2 separate regions of the Homo sapiens genome follow, and region 2 is linked to region 1. Evidence: chromatin contacts called from ENCODE Hi-C or POLR2A ChIA-PET data. All regions are on one chromosome and are shown on one strand. The core of a region is the stretch at or near the end of the contact, and the rest is flanking DNA. Distances in the headings are between cores, read along the strand shown.

Region 1 (5,298 bases), core at 809-3,308:
TGCGTTGACCTGAGGCAGGTGAAGAAGGAATGGACTTGCGAGCTCTTTAGGGGGTAAAATGGACAGACCTGGGGACCAGATGGATGGGGATGAGGAAAGAAGGGTCTAGGATGATTCCCAGCTTTCTCCACTGGGAAACTGGATGAACGGTGGTGGCCTGCACTAGCTGGGAGAGGCGCAGGTTTGGAGCTGAGGGGAAGATGACAGTTCACATGTTAGTGCCCTTGGAACATTAAATGGAAGCTGTCCTGACCTCATCTGGGTTCCTGAGTCTGGAGGTGGTGGGTCTGGAGGGGCCCATGAGGCTTGTAGGCTGTGGGTGGTGGTGTGCAAGCAATGATACCCTAGACAGGGTGTCACCACTAGCAAGAAAATGCCCCATGATTGTTATTATTATTGTTATTGTTTTATTCTGTCCTTGCATGTTCCCCTCAAGATTCCAAGTCCTGAGGAAGAGAAGGTCCCTTTGGCCTGTGGGATCATGGGCCCACTCTTGACTCAGGGAGAGCAAGAAACTCTGATTTTCAGCTACCTAAGATGGCACAGTGGGGACAAGGAATTTCTCCAGAAGAAATAAATATATTCACCCTATGAAGAGGAAGTACGTGTCAAGTGACACCAAAATGACAAATATCCACTTGTTACTTTACCGTTTATTTCAGCCTCAGTTGTCCGCATGGTGAGTGCACCTGCCCCTAGCACTGCCCAGAGGCTGCATGAGTGATTTCACCTAAAGCTCTGGCACTCTCTGTTTGTATCATAGCAATCGCTTTTGAAGTGTTTATTACTTTTATTTACACCAGTAATCCACAGCGTCCTTCTTTTTATTTTTATTAAATTAATTAATTAATTTTTGAGACGGAGTTTCACTCTTGTTGCCCATGCTGGAGTGCAATGGCACAATCTTGGTTCACGGCAACCTCCGCCTCCCGGGTTCAAGCGATTCTCCTGCGTCAGCCTCAGCCTCAAGAGTAAGTAGTTGGGATTACAGGCATGCGCCATCACGCCCGGCTAATTTTGTATTTTTAGTAGAGACGGGGTTTCTCCATGTTGGTCAGGCTGTTCTAGAACTCTCGACCTCAGCTGATCTGCCCGCCTCGGCCTCCCAAAGTGTTGGGACTACAGGCATGAGCCACCACGCCCTGCCAGCCTCATTCTTTAGTTAGTGGGCGTGGGGCCAAACTATTTCATAGGAAATGTTTCAGAAAAAAGGCATTTCCCCAAGCTTGTCTCCCGGCGTCAGGCACTACGATGACACAAATCGCTTATGACCAGCGTTCACCGATGGCCATAGCCCGGTCACGATCATAGAGCACGGTTGGCCGGCTCCTGGATCCGTCATGACGCGCCGGCAAAGCAGCTTCCTCCCGAGTGGATGAACTAACATTTTTATTGAGCACACACCACGTGCCGGCTGCTATGCCAGGCACTTTCACACACGTTATTTTATTTATAATCCTCACCTTGACCCTGAGATGTGGATGGCATTTTCTCCATCTTAAAAATGAGAAAAAAAATAGGGCTCGGAAGCGTCAAGTAACTTGCCCAAGGACACGAGCGGAAAGTGGCGGAGCCTAAATGACAACCTGGGCCTGCCTGTCGCAGGCTCTTTCCACCTCGGCACGAGGAGGGCGCCCGGCGTGTGCGCGCGCGCGGCCTCCTGGTGGTTCTCCCTCTGGCCTGGTGGGAACCCGCGGGGCCTTCCCGAGAGCGGCCAGGGCCCCGGAGCCCGGCTCTGCGCAGGCCGCTGCCGAGGTCCAGTTCCCGGGGGAAGGCAGCTTGTGCTCTGGGCGGAGAGCCCGTGGAGCGACTCGGGTTTAATAGACGCGCCGGTCCTCTTCCAAGAGCCTGGAAATCTGCAGAGGGATCCCGCCTTTCCAGGGAAGCCGGGCTGGGTGAAACTGACAGGTCTTGGCGCGCGGAGGAAGGGGTGGCGGGGAGCCCGGCCGGCTCCCTCCCAGTCTGCGCTCGCTGGCGGCTCCCCGAGGCTCCGGGCTTGGCTCCGCGGTACCTCTGGCTGCAAACACATCGGCCCCAGAAAGTAGGTCAGCGTGCGGCAAGCTCTGTCCCAGGCGGCGCTGCCGACTCCCCCGCTCCCCTGGCCCCCAGTCTCCTGCAGCCTCCCCGGCCTGCGGTCGGCGCCCTTGCCCTCCCCCCGGGTCTGCAGTGTCCTCCTCTCCTCTGGCTCATCTCCTACTCGCCTCCTGCCCTCTCTTTCGCTCTCTCCGTCATTTGAGCCCCCCTCTTCTCTCTCTCGCTCCTCTCCCCTTTCTCGCCTCCTGCTCCCCCCAACTCCGTCGGTCTGACACCCTCCCCTCCTTCTTCTCCTTTCCTCTCCTCTTAACATCTTGGCCCATTCACTTCTGGTAGCAGTAGTTAATAATACAACCAATCTGTTGTCTTTTTAAAGAGATACCGTGCTTGTTTCAAAGAAATCAAAGGACGTAGAAAAGTTTACATGTGGAAAAAAAAGAGAAAAATCCCACTACTGAGAAATAGCTTTAGTTAACACGGGATGCACGCTACTCAGATATATTTTTATGTATACATAGAGTTAAAGGATATAAATATTTTATAAAAATGAGACCACAAATAGATGCTTTTTCATTAAAAGTATTCATATTAATTTAATTTTGTTTGAATTCAATACAAAAAAAACTACAGTATAGTGAAGTGGAAAGAATTGTTGAATTTTATTTTATTTTAATTATTTTATTATTATTTCTTTTGGCGATGAAGTCTTTTTCTGTCGTCCAGGGTGGAGTGCAGTGGCGCCGTCTCGGCCCACTGCAACCTCCGCCTCCCGGGTTCAAGCGATTCTCCTGCCTCAGTCTCCCTAGTAGCTGGGATTACAGGCATGCGCCACCACGCTCAGCTAATTTTGAATTTTTAGTAGAGATGGGGTTTCTCCATGTTGATCAGGCTGGTCTCAAACTCCTGACCTCAGGTGATCCGCTCACCTTGGCCTCTCAAAGTGCTGGGATTACAGGCGTGAGCCACCGCGCCTGGCCACGCCCGGCTAATTTTTTGATATTTTTAGTAGAGTCAGGGTTTCATCATGTTGCCCAGGCTGGTCTCTAACTCCTGACCTCAGGTGATCCGACTGCCTCGGCTTCCCAAAGTGCTGGGATTACGGAGTGAACCACTGTGCCCGGTCTGTACCCCTAGTACTTAGAACAGTGCCTGTAACATCGTTGACACTTACAGGTACTTACTGAATGAATAAATAATTGAACATGACTTGGAATCTTGCCTAAAAAACCTAGGCACCAACTTCAACACGGTGATCCAAGTACCCAGCTTTTCCAAATCAGTTAGACTAGGCTTCTAATGAGAAGGACGGGAGCTCTAAGACTAGAGGACTAGAGGTGTCCTAAGGCCATTAGGACTTTTTTTTTTTGAGACAGGGTCTCGCTCTGTTTTCCATCTCTGGCGCCATCTCGGCTCACTTGCAACCTCCGCCTCCTGGGTTCACGCCATTCTGCCTCAGTCTCCTGAGTAGCTGGGTCTACAGGCGCCCGCCACCATGCCTGGCTAATTTTTTTATATTTTTAATAGAGACGGGGTTTCACCGTGTTAGCCAGGATGGTCTCGATCTCCTGACCTTGTGATCCACCTGCCTTGGCCTTCCAAGGTGCTGGGATTAAAGGCGTGAGCCACTGCGCCCGGCCTTAGGCCGTTGTTAACTTCTCCATTGGTAACAATGGAGAAGTGTTTATGTAAATGTGGGGCCATTTGCAGCTCTTGAGATTAAGTGAGATCGCTGGTAGAGAATGGAGAAGAAGGCAGAATTCAAGTTTTCTTCCCTTGAGTTCATTTCTGTGCTGCTTCAATAATAGACACAGACACAGAAAAATCCATTTTCCCCACTCTTTTATTTTTGCTATTCTGATAATTTGTCCCCCTTTTAAAAATAAACTTCCCATGTCTTCCAAAAAAAATAGACCTATTTTTGATTAATATTAGGGACATCAGACCTCCACATCTATAAATTGTTAATCTGTGGAAAATCATAGGCTCTCAAGAAGAAGCAGGTTCCTCTGAGCTCACTCTCTATCTTGCACAGGATTTGCCACCGGGGAAAGGAGGTGCCAGCCTACCTTACCTGGGTGCTTCTTGGGAGGAAAGAAATGTGTCATTCTGCATCCCCTGCCTATGAAGACTAGAGACTCCATTACCTGGCTTAGTTTCCATTCAGCTGCAGCTCTCCTGAGCTGTGGCTTAGCATACCAGGTTCCCTCTGTAGAGGATGGTCCTGAATAGAAGATTGGGCTCCAAGGGCGGTCTTAGCCTTCTTCAGTCAGATATTTATTCAGTAAAGCCTTCCCTGATCACCTGGTCTATGTCAAGATATTTTTATTTCCTGCTTCACAGAACAAATACCATTTCTTGCAAGCACCTATCTCAGTTTATAATTATATATTCATTTGTGTGGGTTTTTGGGTTTGTTTTTTTTTTTTTTGAGATGGAGTTTCACTCTTGTTGCTCAGGCTGGAGTGCAGTGGCACAATCTTGGCTCACTGCAACCTCTGCCTCCCAGGTTCAAGCAATTCTCCTGCCTCAACCTCCCGAATAGCTGGGATTACAGGCGTCCACCACCATGCCTGGCTAGTTTTTTTGTATTTTTAGTAGAGACTGGATTTCACCATATTGGCCAGGCTGGTCGCTAACTCCTGACCTCAAGGGATCCATCCGCCTCGGCCTCCCAAAGCACTGGGTTTACAGGCATGAGCCACTGCACCCAGCCTTGTGTGGTGTTTTCATTAATGCTTGTCGTCACCACTAGACTATAACCTCCATGAGGGCAGGGGCCATATCTGTTTTTATTAACACAGTACTCTCAGAGTGTGTGCTTGGTAAATGTTTATTAGCTGCATAGATGGATAGGTGGATGAGCAGATGAATGGATGGACTGACAAACTAAGGAACTGAAAATGTTTTGGTTAATTTTTCTGAACTACAAAGGCATGCATCACATAAATAAAATCAGGAAGCAGACCATGTCCCCCTCATAGTGCGGCAGGATTTGAGTTAGGAAAAGACCTTGAGCTGAGGGCAATGGAGCCACCTGAAAAGCTTTCGGCTGCAGCACTCAAGATGCCAAAGATCTGGAGGAAAAGTGAACACAAACAACCCTGAGCTAAGGGGGTTTGGAAATTCCAAATACCTGGTGTGGAGATAACCCAGCAGGTGTGGAGCATCTGCGTATGGTTCACATAGACTGTCAAGGTTTAGAAAAGCTGGGCGCAGCCTGATGGGGGTCCTCTCCCAACATGGGGCTCATGGGAGGGACAGGGA
Region 2 (6,049 bases), core at 3,298-5,797, 40 kb after region 1:
AAGAAATAAGACATTATTCTCATTTCTAGGAGACTGTATGTTTCCACAAGACAGGAGATCTTGTCTGTGTCTGTGCACGTGTCTTAGGTGTGTCTGCATGTATGGTGCCTGTGCTGGTGTGTGCCTGTACATGTTTGCATGTGTGTGTACACGTGGGACTCTGCCTGCAGTGTTAGTAAGCCCGAAGGCACAGTTGCTTTGGAAACAGGATTCTTGCCTTGCCACAGCTGGGGACAAGGGGTGTGGCAGGCCGCAACATGACTCTGGGTGGCTGTGATTCTCTCAGGGATGTGGAGGCTCTCATGCTCTTGGGTCCTTCCCTCTCTCATGCCCTTGGGTCCTTCCCTTTAGGTGGCGAATATGCATGGGCTCTGCAGGATAGCAAGGTGCGGAGAGATCTTTTTCAAGGAAGTTATGAAACCCTTATTTGAAGGCAGATCTGGAAAAGAAAACTAATTGGCTGTGTGACTTGCTCTTGCATCTTTGTTTTTTGCCACCTAAAGAGTGGAACCAGGCCGGGCATGGTGGCTGATGCCTGTAATCCTAGCACTTTGGGAGGCCGAGGCGGGCGGATCACCTGAGGTCAGGAGTTCAAGACCATCCTGACCAACATGGTGAAACCCTGTCTCTACTAAAAATACAAAAATTAGCCGGGCATGGTGTGCCTGTAATCCCAACTACTCAGGAGGCTGAGACAGGAGAATCACTTGCACCTGGGGGGCGGAGGTTGCAGTGAGCCGAGATTGCACCATTGCACTCCAGCCTGGGCGACAGAGCAAGGCTCCGTCTCAAAAGAAAAAAAAAGAAAAGAAAAGAGTGGAACCAATTCCTCCCTTCATTGAAATCTTTTCCAGAGGAGGTAGGTGCTAGGGCATGGTGGTGCTTGTTTCTGGCCACTGGGGGACATGACTTAGGGCATTCTAGGGAGCCTCCTGTATTTGTTTTACATAATGGGATGTTAGCAGCCACACTCTGTGCCTGGGTGCAGAGAAGTTTTGTGATGATTGCTGGGCAAATATAAAAGAGATCAAGGAGGAAACATTTGCTTAGAGGTGATGGCCTTGTGGGAACTCTTTTTTTTTTTTTTTTTTTTGAGACGGGGTCTTGCTTTGTCACCCAGGCTGGAGTGCAGTGGCGCCATCTTGGCTAACTGCAACCTCCACCTCCCGGTTTCAAGTGATTCTTCTGCCTCAGCCTCCCGAGTAGCTGGGTGGGACTACAGGCGCGTGCCACCACACCTGGCTAATTTTTGTATTGTTAGTAGAGACGGGGGTTTCACCACATTGGCCAGGCTGGTCTCGAACTCCTGACCTCGTGATCTGCCCACCTTGGCCTCCCAAAGTGCTGGGATTACAGGCATGCGCCACCGCACCCAGCCGTGGGAACTCTTACAATGACAGATGTTGATTTATACAGAGTGTGTGCTGATGTGTTTTTTTAAAAAGGTGTTTATTCTCACATCTTAATGAATAATATCATTAAATCATTTGGGAAATCCAGAAGCTAGACAGTGAAGATCCAGGGATAAAAGATCCAGCCCATCTTCAGAAGGAATTCGCAGGATGGAGAATGCATTTAATTCAAGAGACAATTGCAATAAAGTCTGAGTAGCTCTAAGAAAGAAGTAGTGGGTGTTGTGGAGCACCTAATTGGGAGGTCGAACCCAGCAGGGGTGGGGTGGTGTGTTCTCCGTCTCATCCCCAAGCCCTAGGAACTTGTCATTCCTGACCAATAGGTCGGTTGAGGGGAGAATGGTCATGAGCAAAGGAAGGTCAATGTCAATGTCAATGTCACTTGGGGGGTGGGGGGACCACACTAGTGGGCTGTGCTGGGCTGTAATTCAACAGATCAAAGCACTCAGTGCAATTGGTATGCCTGTTCGTGAATATGAAAGTCACTTTGCAAGTGGTCACTCAATGGGAGTGGAGATGGGTACTCATGCCAAGAGCAGCTGTTGTTTCTTTGGTCTGCAGGATGACAGGCACGGTGCAAAGAACTCTGTGTCCCTCATCTTAGGTATGACCACACGAATCCTTGTCCTCAGTATTTAGTTGAGAAAACTTCCCCTCCACCAGATTACTGGGTGGTGGAGCTTCAGGTCTTTTTGTCTCTAAGGCCTGAGTCCTTCCCATGGATCTCCCTGCCCACTCCAGACATGCAATCTATGCTCATACATATGTAATTGACCCTCATAGAGTGGGATCAAATCAACTGTATTTCATTCTCCCCTCTGCACACTCCTACCCACGTTGCGAGAGGAGTCCTTCTCTTGCCCCTGGTTAGAAGCTTTTCCAGCCAGTCTCAGATAATATGAGTACCCAGTTCACTTTACATCCCAAAGAACCCTCATTTCAGTCATTGATGTGTCCCATCCATGTAGGGATCCAAACCCCAGACCTTCCTAAAGCTGCAACTTCTGCCCTGCTCCCGACAGCGGGCCTGCTGCTGTATGGTCAATTTTGCCTCTGTTTCTCTGCCTTTACCTCCCCTAGCTTGGTAAGCAGTTTCTGATCCCTGCAGGGCCCAGGTGGTGGAGGGAGGGAGCAGAACGATCTTATTTGTCAGGTTCTGTCCCAAACTTGTCACCGTATCATGTGGTAGCATAAAGGGAATATAATTTTAGCTTAAAAAATAAAAGCATATTTGTTTAGTTTTGGAGGAAAGAGATCACTGGGAAATAATAATGGTGGACAAAATATATTGAGCTATTTTTCTGTATTTTCAAACACATACACAACCAGAAGTGGCTACTATTACTTTTTCCCACTTTGTTTTTAAGAAAACAGAAGCTCTGAGATGAGTAATTTGTCAAGGTCAAATAGCTTTTTAAGTGGGAGAGCAGGGCTTTGAGCCCAGAGACTTTGACTGCGGAACCTGGCCTCTTTACTGCTCTGCTATATGAAGTTGGGAAATACTGCCAGAGCAGATTGCGTTTCCTTTTAATAGCTGGTATCAAAGCAAATCTAATGAAAACGTGTAACTTGAAAACAATGTCTCTGAAATTTATGCTCTTAAAGGGGATTTCTTGTGTTTGAAAATAACCAACTCAATTGGATGATATGTAAGGAATTAGGAAAAAAACCAAGCAATTCTCAAGGGAACTAATTTGTATAACTAGGAAATATCTCAAGAGAATTATTTCTTGCATTGTATGATACTTGGGAGCATATACCATACAGTCAGATTTGCAACCAGAAATAATTTGTTGTGCGAAATAAGACACCTTCCCTCCAACACTTGGTCTGTAGGGAGAGGAGACGAGATCACCGATAATGATTTTCACATGTAAGGCTGTGATTTCAGTTGTTGCAATTTGTTCCTTTCTCGACGCTTCAGTTTGGTTGGTATTCACAGGAGCATTGACATACTTTTTACATAATATAATTTTCCAAAGCGTTTTTAACCCAAGAGGTTGGAATATTTTGGGTGGAAGCAGGCATTTTGGACTGGGTACCCTGCATACACCAGTCTTCACCCTGTTGCCCAAGCTATTGTCTCTACTGTTGAACTTCTACTCATCATTCAAGGCCCACACAGATTGTCACCTCCTCATTGTAAGCCTTTCTAATTGTCAGAACAAAATGAGCTGCCTGCCTCCATTGGACCATAGCCAATTTTTTTTTTTTTTTTTAAGATAGAGTTTTTCTCTTGCTGCGCAGGCTGGAGTGCAATGGTGCTACCGCAACCTCTGCCTCCTGGGTTAAAGTGATTCTCCTGCCTCAGCCTCCCAAATAGCTGGGATTACAGGCATGCGCCACCACATCCGTCTAATTTTGTATTTTTAGTAGAGATGGGGTTTCTCCATGTTCGTCAGGCTGGTCTGAAACTCCGGACCTCGGGTGATCCACCCGCCTCGGCCTCCCAAAGTGCTGGGATTACAGGTGTGAGCCACTGTGCCCAGCCGACCATAGCCAATTTTGTAACTCACAACATTTTACCTTCTATTAGATTGTCCTGTCTTTGCGTCATTGCTCTGCTTAAAAGTTTCCATTTAGTAGGTAGCGTAGTCTTGTTTCCGTGCTTGCCAAACTATGGCCTGAGGGCCAAATCCAGCCTGCTGCCTGGTGTGGTATAGCCCTTGGGATTAAAATGACTTTTTGCTTTTTTAAATGATTGGGGGACATAGGCCAAAAGAAAGGTAACACTTCATGACACATGAAAATGATATAACATCCTGATTTCATTGTCCATCATTAAAGTTTTATTGGAGCACAGTCATGCTCATTTATTTATGCATTGTCGGTGGCTGCTTTTGCGCAACAGCGACTTTGAGTAGTTGCAAAACAGACCATCTGGCCCTCAAAGCCGAAAATATTTTCTATCTGGCCCTTTACAGAAAGCCTTTGTTGACCTGTGACACGGTTTGGCTCTGTGTCCCCACCCAAATTTCATCTTGTAGCTCCCATAATTCCCACGTGTTATGGGAGGGACCCAATGGGAGATGCCTGAATTATGGGGGCGGGTCTTTCCTGAGCCGTTTCTCGTGAGAGTGAATAGTTCTCACGAGATCTGATGGTTTTAAAAACGGGAGTTGCGTTGTACAAGCTTTCTTTTTGTTTGCTGCCTTCCGTAGAAGATGTGGCTTGCTCATGCTTGACTTCTGCCATGGTTGTGAGGCCTCCCCAGCCATGTGGAACTGTAAGTCCAATAAACTTCCTTCTTTTGTAAATTGCCCAGTCTCGGGTATGTCTTTATCATCAGCCTGAAAACTGACTAATACAACCTGTGTAGTAGAGCAGGGAGAAATCTCTCACATTTTAGTGTTTATCAGAATAACCTGGAGGGCTTGTTATAACCAAGTGTTGGACCCTACCCCTATAGTTTCTGATTCAGCAGGGCTGGGGTGAGCCCTGAGAATTTGCGTTTCTAAGAAGTTCCCAGGTGCGGCTGCTGCTGCTGCTGGTTGAGTCCTCTACTTTGAGAGTCACTGGTTTAGAGGTAAAGGACGGTCTCTGAAGACACAGATACATCTGGAGCTAGTTTCTTATTAATCAAACAGTTAACCTCTCTGAATCTCCATCTGTAAAATGGGGATAAATGGCAGCCTCTTCAGATTGTTTGAAGATTTGGTAGATAAAGCCTATGAAAGTTCCTGGAAGGTATAGTAAAGATTCAATACATGTTTTTCTCTCCTTCTTTCTGTTCTCTGCCTACACCTTGTCTCCCTCAGCGAAGGAACTGTAAACACTTCATTTTCTCAGGGACTAAGAACTCCCCTTCTTTATAGGGTTGCTTGGGAACTGTATAGTCGTGGACAAGTCCTGAAGAGCTTCCCTCTAGCGTCATACTTTTCATGTAACCCCAGGTAGGCTGGGAAAACCATTCCGACCTAACTTACTTGCACGCCTACTGTGTACAAGCATCTGTACTAAGTAAGAAAATTAACATCCAGGACTAGAAAAGAGATGATCTCTTAACCTGACAGATGATTTCACGACAAAGGCAGAGGCCAGGCCTTAAAAAAGAATGGTTGTGCTTTTGTTAATTATAACCAGCTGATTTTGTCTTCTTCCTTAGGAAGAATGATAAAGGGCAAGTGCTTTAGAAACCAAGCCGTGCTGAAATGTTTAAGGAACCAGATATGAGTGCATTCAAAAGAAATACAGGCAATTTGAAAGTAGTGTTTTTCTGGAGCTTGGCTTTAGAACCAGGGTTAAGCACACAAAACCCTAAGTTTTCCCTAAGAATTTTTTTCCCTTTGAAACTTAGCCATTCCTACTTCGTAAAATTGTTGTGAGGATCAAGGGAGATAATAATATAATTATATTTGAAAAGTATAAAGCACTGTTTACATGCAAGGGAATCAGGTTTAACACATTAAATGGAAATCAAATTAGGGACGAAAGAGTGCAGTTTATTGGATGAATAGCAGAGGGTTCAGAAAATCTGGGGAATGCTGTAGGAATCCACTTCTGTCTGTCTTAGCCTCTAGAAATGTGTGCACCTTAATTTGCTTGTTAAATTAATTATAGAGATAGTCTTTTGACCTTCTTGTTCTCAAATTTCTTACTTTCTCTGCATGTGGCAGAACGTGACAGATGAACAATTA

What was found. A loop is a pair of places that touch in the nucleus more often than their neighbours do. ChIA-PET counts read pairs that join two places held with the same protein, here RNA polymerase II (POLR2A). Pooled maps may share reads with other maps.
Region 2: a map of endothelial cell of hepatic sinusoid shows a loop between it and region 1 (4-fold over the local background). The contact joins the promoter of ARLNC1 here to the enhancer-like site in region 1. A Hi-C loop is called at or near these places in 5 of 168 maps with a recorded cell type or tissue (Caco-2, ascending aorta, endothelial cell of hepatic sinusoid and 2 more) and 8 of 50 pooled maps. POLR2A ChIA-PET finds 5 or more read pairs at or near these places in 4 of 52 experiments (BJ, Caco-2, IMR-90 and 1 more).

What each region holds. Positions count from the first base shown.
Region 1 is chr16:80,928,916-80,934,213 of GRCh38, reverse strand. No RefSeq gene overlaps it. Among named protein-coding and RNA genes, the nearest start is that of ARLNC1, 39 kb to the right of the region's middle. Within about 2 kb of position 2,058, at least 26 of the 41 ENCODE cell types and tissues checked have a DNase peak (open chromatin) inside an H3K27ac peak, as active enhancers do; they include ascending aorta, heart left ventricle and tibial artery, where a contact is called at or near this core.
Region 2 is chr16:80,891,094-80,897,142 of GRCh38, reverse strand. ARLNC1 (androgen receptor regulated long noncoding RNA 1) reads left to right here and starts at 4,547. Exons shown (of 3, transcript NR_131948.1): 1 at 4,547-4,638.